Regions from separate parts of the Homo sapiens genome. Here region 2 is linked to region 1. The links are chromatin loops, found by intact Hi-C in ENCODE. Cell type or tissue: pancreas. All regions are shown on one strand. Links, peaks and the distances in the headings refer to the core of each region. The heading gives the core; the rest is flanking DNA.

Region 1 (2,907 bases), core at 129-2,628:
CTGCTGCCTGCACACTGTGGTGTCTGCCTCCTCTTGTAACTGGGCCTGCACTCCCCACCTTCTTCTCAGAGCTGATGGGGACAAGGCTGTGTCTCGGCACATCCTCCACCCAGTCTCAGCTGCCTGCTTCCTGGGAAGTAAGCCCCCAGGGACTCGATTTCCCTGTGCCCCCACCCCATCAGATATTCTCCACTTCATCTGAAACATCTGGAAGGTGGGAACATCTGTTATACCATAGGGTGGGTAGACGTGTTGTGGAAGTTCTTTTTGCAAAGAGGAGCTTCTCAGCAGGGCCAGGGGACCCTCACTCACCTCCAGGGAGTAAATCAGCTGGGTGGGGTGGAGTGGGGGGTGGGCCTGGTGCCTGTGAGGAAGGGCTTTCAAATCAAGTCCAGGCTTCCCCTGTTAACTCACCACTCTTCCCTTATCTGTGGGAAAAATAACAATATCATTTCATGCTATGATTTAAGTTTCAATAATGAAAATATCAATTAATACACTGAGCTCTAAACTCTGGAATCTAGCATAGAGGTCCAATTTCCACTCATCATTCTCCAACATGTGTCCCTCTTCCCCCATGCCTTCTATGTGTCCTGTCTGCGCCCAGGACTGCGTGTCCCAGGAAGACATGCCATGGGCCCCTGCCTGCTGGCTTCTCATTGGATTTGGCCAATGAGAGGTGTTGGTGGGAGATGAGAGGGCTGTGGGGAGGGAGGTAGGGGTGTGTCTTCCCTCTCACTCCTGCTTTCGGCTGAGTCCCCAGGGGTGCCTTGCCCCTCTGCACTTTACCTCCTGCCAGGAACCCCTGCCCCACGGCTCTGCTGTGCGTATCTTCTGCCCTCAGCCCTCAGCCCAAGGCTGGTGACAGTCCCCCGGTCCCCAGGAATACATCAGCTCCATCCTCTTGGCTCTCTGAGCCACCACACATCTGAGAATGTGAACCTTCCTTTCTCTGTGGGAACTTGGGGCGACACCTCCTTCTGCTTGGCCCTGGCTGGTGTGCACGCAGGAGGACTTGAGTGGAACCATGACCCTGAACAGGTCAGGCATGGGGCTGGCTTGCTCTTGGCAGAGCACTTGGCTTCAGTCCCACATACCTGTCCCTGCCTCTCCCACATCACTGGACAAAGCTAGGCTTGGGGTTGTGCCTAATCAGAAAGCAAAGCAGCACAACCCCCAGGTGCCTGGAAGGAGGGAAGCAGGAAGTTTATGAGTGGTGCCAGGACCCACACTGAGGCCTGGCTGCCAGTGACATGGGTGCCTGCTCAGACTCCTTTTGGCAACAGGTGTGCCCATCCCTCAGCCCCTGAGAACGTGGCTGCTAACCAATTCCTGCCCCTCCTTCTCTGCAGAGTTGCACACAGGGAGCCGTGGGGGCTTTCCCTCTCCAGACCCCAGCCAAAGACCAGCGGGCAAAGGAGATGGGAAAGGCCAGCCTGCTGCCTCCAAGTGGGACCAGCTCTAGGTACACTTCACACTCCAGAGCCCCTGGGGGCCCAGGCCACCTCCTGGCCGAGCTTTCCCTCCTCACACCGCTTCTCCTGAGAGCACCCCCATCCATCATCAGAACAGAAGTCCGCATCCCAGCCTCTGGGGAACCCAGCCTGAGGCAGGAACTGTTTCAGAGTCATGAAGCCAGCAACGAGAGAAGCCAAGACCAAAAGGGAAGCCTGTCTGACTTAAAATCCTGCCTTCTAGAAAGTAAATCTGCTGTGGTTTGACTGTGGCCTGCCCCTAATACATCTGTTGAAATCCTAACCCCCAAGGTGATGGTGTTAGGAGGTGGGGTCTTTGGGAGGTGATTAGGTCATAGGGGTGGGGCTCTCATGACTGGGATTAGTGCCCCTATAAAAGACACCCCAGAGAGACCCACTGCCCCTTCCACCACGTGGGGACACAGTGAGGAGGTACCGTGTATGTCAACAAGACATAAATGTTTGTTATTTATAAGCCACTCTGTATGTGGTATTCTGTGGTACCAGCCCAAATGAGCTAAGGCAAAATCCAATATCCCCAAATGAAAATAAGACTTATGGTGCATCTTGTGGTGTATATCATTTGTTCTGTGGGAGAGTGTGACACAGCCATAGAAGACCATGGTAAATAACAATGACTAAACCCATCACCACTGCTGGAGGAAGCAGGGACTGCACCAGCAGGGAGGAGGGCAGCATCTGTTTGCTGGGAGCTTTCCTTGAAGCTGGGGCTGGGTTGAATCCCATCCCCCACTAGCTGCATAACTTAGTTCAAGCTGCTTCCCTCTGGAAGGCAGGCCTTGTCTCATCAGATGCTTGTGAGACAAAGATATAAAATATGCCAAGGCAGGCGGATCATGAGGTCAGGAGTTTGAGATGAGCCTGACCAACATAGTGAAACCCCAACTCTACTAAAAATCCAAAAATTAGCCAGGTGTGATGGCATATGCCTGTAGTCCCAGATACTCAGGAAGCTGAGGCAGGAGAATCGCTTGAATCTGGGAGGTGGAGGTTGCAGTGAGCTGAGACCATGCCATTGCACTCCAGCCTGGGTGACACAGCAAGACTCTGTCTCAAAAAAAAAAAAAAAAAGTGCTCAGAACAATGACTGCACAAGGGAAGGTGCAGTGAATGCTGGCCAGTGTTGCCTAGCTTCTGTACGGGGTTTTTAAGGGAAGGGAATTCTCCCTTTCTCCAAAGGAGTACAACTGAAGTGTTAGGGAGCCCCTGCTAAGTACCCCCTCTATCAAGAGTTGAGGTGTTGGGCACTAAATAACAAGCTATAAAAGCCACATGAGCCCCAAGGCTCAGGCCACCTGCAAGGAGTGGTTCCCTGCAGCCAGCCAAGCTGCTCTCCAGACCAGAGAGAGCTTTCCTTCCCTGCAGGGGTGCTGGAAGGTGCCTTTCACTGCAGCATGGCAGCTTCACTGGG
Region 2 (2,907 bases), core at 141-2,640, 110 kb after region 1:
GCCTCTGGAATTGCCAAGATTAGCTACATGTATATATTATTTTCTTCAGGAACCATAGGCATTCCTGAGATAGGAGGATTCTGTACATTTGCAAACCTGTAGGGTTTGAGACTCACAGTGACAATCCCCAGCTTCTAGGGCTGTCATGAAAATGGCATGGGATGCTGACCCACATGGGGTGCTGTGCATGACACACTTTGCTGTTATCCACTAAAGCTCCCCTCTGCCTGCCCACTAATCAAAGGGGTTTAAAGGTTTGAAGCCTGGCTCATGTAAAAGCTGTGACTCAAACTTCAGGATTGGGTGTTAAAATGGAGGTTACTATGCGCCACTTCCTAACAATTCTAATACAGGACTCGTGTGTGTGTGTGTGTGTGTGTGTGTGTGTGTGTGGTGGAGAGGGTGTATAATGTGTGCTGTGTGTGGGGTATATAGCTTGTATGGTGCATATAATGTGCGTTTCTGTGTTTCTGTGGTGTGTGTGTAGTTTGTGTTGTGTGTATGTGTGTGTGGGTGTGTATACTGTGTGGGGTGTATAGTTTTTGTGGTGTGTGTAATGTGTGTAGTTGTGAGTGTGTGTTCGTAGTTTGTGCTGTGTGTATGTGTGTGTAGGGTGTATATTGTGTGTGGTGTATAGTGTGTGTATGTATGTGTGGTGTGTGTGTAATTTGTGCTGTATGTATGTGTGTGTGGGATGTATGTGTATATGTATGGTGTGTGTATGCGTGTGTGGAGTGTACTTGTGTGGGTTTGTGTGGTGTGTATGGTGTGTGTGTGGTATATGGTGTGGGGGGGCATGTGTAGGTGGCATACAGTGTGTGTGAGATGTACAGTGAGTCGTGTGTGTGTTGTGTGTAGGTGGGGTGTGTGCTGTGTGTGGTGTGTGTGGGTTTACAGTGTGCGTGGTCTGTATGTGTATGGTATGTGTATGATGTGTGTATGGTGTGTGTCTGGTATGTGAATGGGGTGTGTGCTGTGTGTGCTGCATGTGGGTTTACAGTGTGCGTGGTTTGTGTGTGTATGGTATGTGTATGATGTGTGTATGGTGCATGAATGGGGTGTGTGTGTGTGTGTGAGTGTGTATGCAGGGCAGGGAGGAGCCAGGAATCTTCATGATTCCCCAGTGGTTCTGCTGCAGATGTTGCAGAGATCATACTGCCTCCAAACCCTGGATCAGGGCTAGCCCAGGTATATTTTTATTTGCAGGTTGTATACTAAATACAGTTAAACAGTGGGGAGAACAAAACCAGCCTGGATAGTGTCTAAAAAAAATAAATCCCACGTACCATAGGATGTTAGATTTTAGTAAACTTCGTCCGTCCTGCTTCCTGCAGTCTCGTGAGAAGGCCGGGACACCAGGCTTCCAGCTTGAGTGTGTTTACCCAGCGAGCTGGGGGTGGTGGAGCGGCGGAGCTGGTGGCTCTGTCCCGCCTCTGTGGCTGGGGCCCAGTGTCAGTGGGCAGCATGCTTTCTGGCCTCCACCTGCCTTTCGGTCAACATTGGAACACGTGTCTCCTGCTGCTCTGTGGTGCGGCCTGTGGGCGGCGTGGGAGGTCCTAGGTGAGCTAAGTAGCGGCCAGTCTCGGTGCCCTTGGTGAGCTCTGCCCTCCGGTTGTGTCAATAACTCCATCTCTAGTTTGGCTCAAGAAATGTTTCTAGTTAATTTATAAAACAACGTGTCCCCCTTTGACTCTTGCAAGTAGCTGAATTCTGTTACCTAGCCAAATTATTTTAGTCTAAGAAAATTCCAGTTGTAGGTGCTTTAAAGATTTTGGTCTGTGGAAATTCATGGTATAATATTTGAGTGTGGTGCATGTGGGTCCTGGCTCAAGACCTTCATATGAGAGATGATCTTTTTCGTTATGATATATATATATATCCATCCAACTATCTATCTGTGTATGTGTCATATATACCATATTACCCAGTTGGAAATAAATAGAATAACCTGATCTTTCTCCCCACCCACATTTTCCTTTCATTTTCTCCTGAAGATGTCTTCTTCAAGTGTGAAGTACTTCTCAACAATCTCTCCAATCTTATGATTAACGCTTAGTAATAGAGCTCCCTTTTTAGCAGCCTGTGGTGTATTTGACCAACCTGATCTCTTCCCTAACATGGCTCTTGCCTTTTGGTGCCCACTCAGCTGCGTTACCTGCATTACCTGCATTACCTGGAGCATGTCCAGTTGCCCTGGTCCCAGAGGAGCTGTCCTGGCTTTTGCCTATTCTGTGTTGCTGAGGCTTCCTGCCCTCCGTGCCACCTTTTGCGTGGCTGCTTTCTTGCCAGCTCAGCACCTTCATAGCTGCATGCCACCCCGCCAGCTCCCTCTCTGGATCATCTCTCTCTATAAGGAGATTACAACTCTCAGGAAGGAACAGGTTTCCCCCTTCCCTCCTGCTGCCCCTAGTGCCTCTAGGTCTCACCCTAATGTGGATACGGCATCTCCAGCAGGCTGGGCAGGAGGCTGCTCAGCCCAGTGTTCTCTGTATGGATGGCAACCATACAGGACAAAGTGACAGAATGGTGCATTCATCTGAGAGCCCCAAGGGCCTGCTTGATCAACCATTCCTGTCACTTTCAAACTCCAGTTTACCAGTGGAAGCAGTCTAAATGCCATTGTGCACAACAGATAAAGGCAGGGCTGGTCTGGATGAAAGAGAGGCCGGTCTCAAGGTCCCCAGCTTGGGTGGTGGGCTCCTTTACATTCTCACAGCCCCCCGTAGCATCTCCTAGGCAGTTTCAGAAACCCCCCTGGGACTTGGGGACAATCAGGTGTGGAGTCTCAGGACTTTGTCTCTAATCATTCTACAAAAGAGCTCAGGATTTTTGTTTCCTTCTGGGGATTAAGGAAGCAACATTTGGATAAGATTTTAGTTGGAGAGGAAAGAACCCTTTAGTAAAAAT

What was found. Hi-C counts contacts between places; a loop is a spot of excess contacts. Peaks named below come from ENCODE experiments on the same cell type or tissue, not always from the same donor. Only the 100,000 strongest peaks of a DNase experiment are listed, where the experiment ranks them.
Region 2: it touches region 1 in a loop (2.2-fold over the local background); 37 of 110 quality-filtered maps call a loop at or near these places.

Annotation. Positions count from the first base shown.
Region 1 is chr9:89,617,072-89,619,978 of GRCh38, forward strand. No RefSeq gene overlaps it. Among named protein-coding and RNA genes, the nearest start is that of GADD45G, 14 kb to the left of the region's middle. In pancreas, for the core only: no CTCF peak of the experiment used is centred there; a DNase peak (open chromatin) is centred at 1,150; H3K27ac peaks cover 1,636 bases.
Region 2 is chr9:89,729,422-89,732,328 of GRCh38, forward strand. No RefSeq gene overlaps it. Among named protein-coding and RNA genes, the nearest start is that of LINC03062, 91 kb to the left of the region's middle. In pancreas, for the core only: no CTCF peak of the experiment used is centred there; a DNase peak (open chromatin) is centred at 1,500; H3K27ac peaks cover 1,233 bases.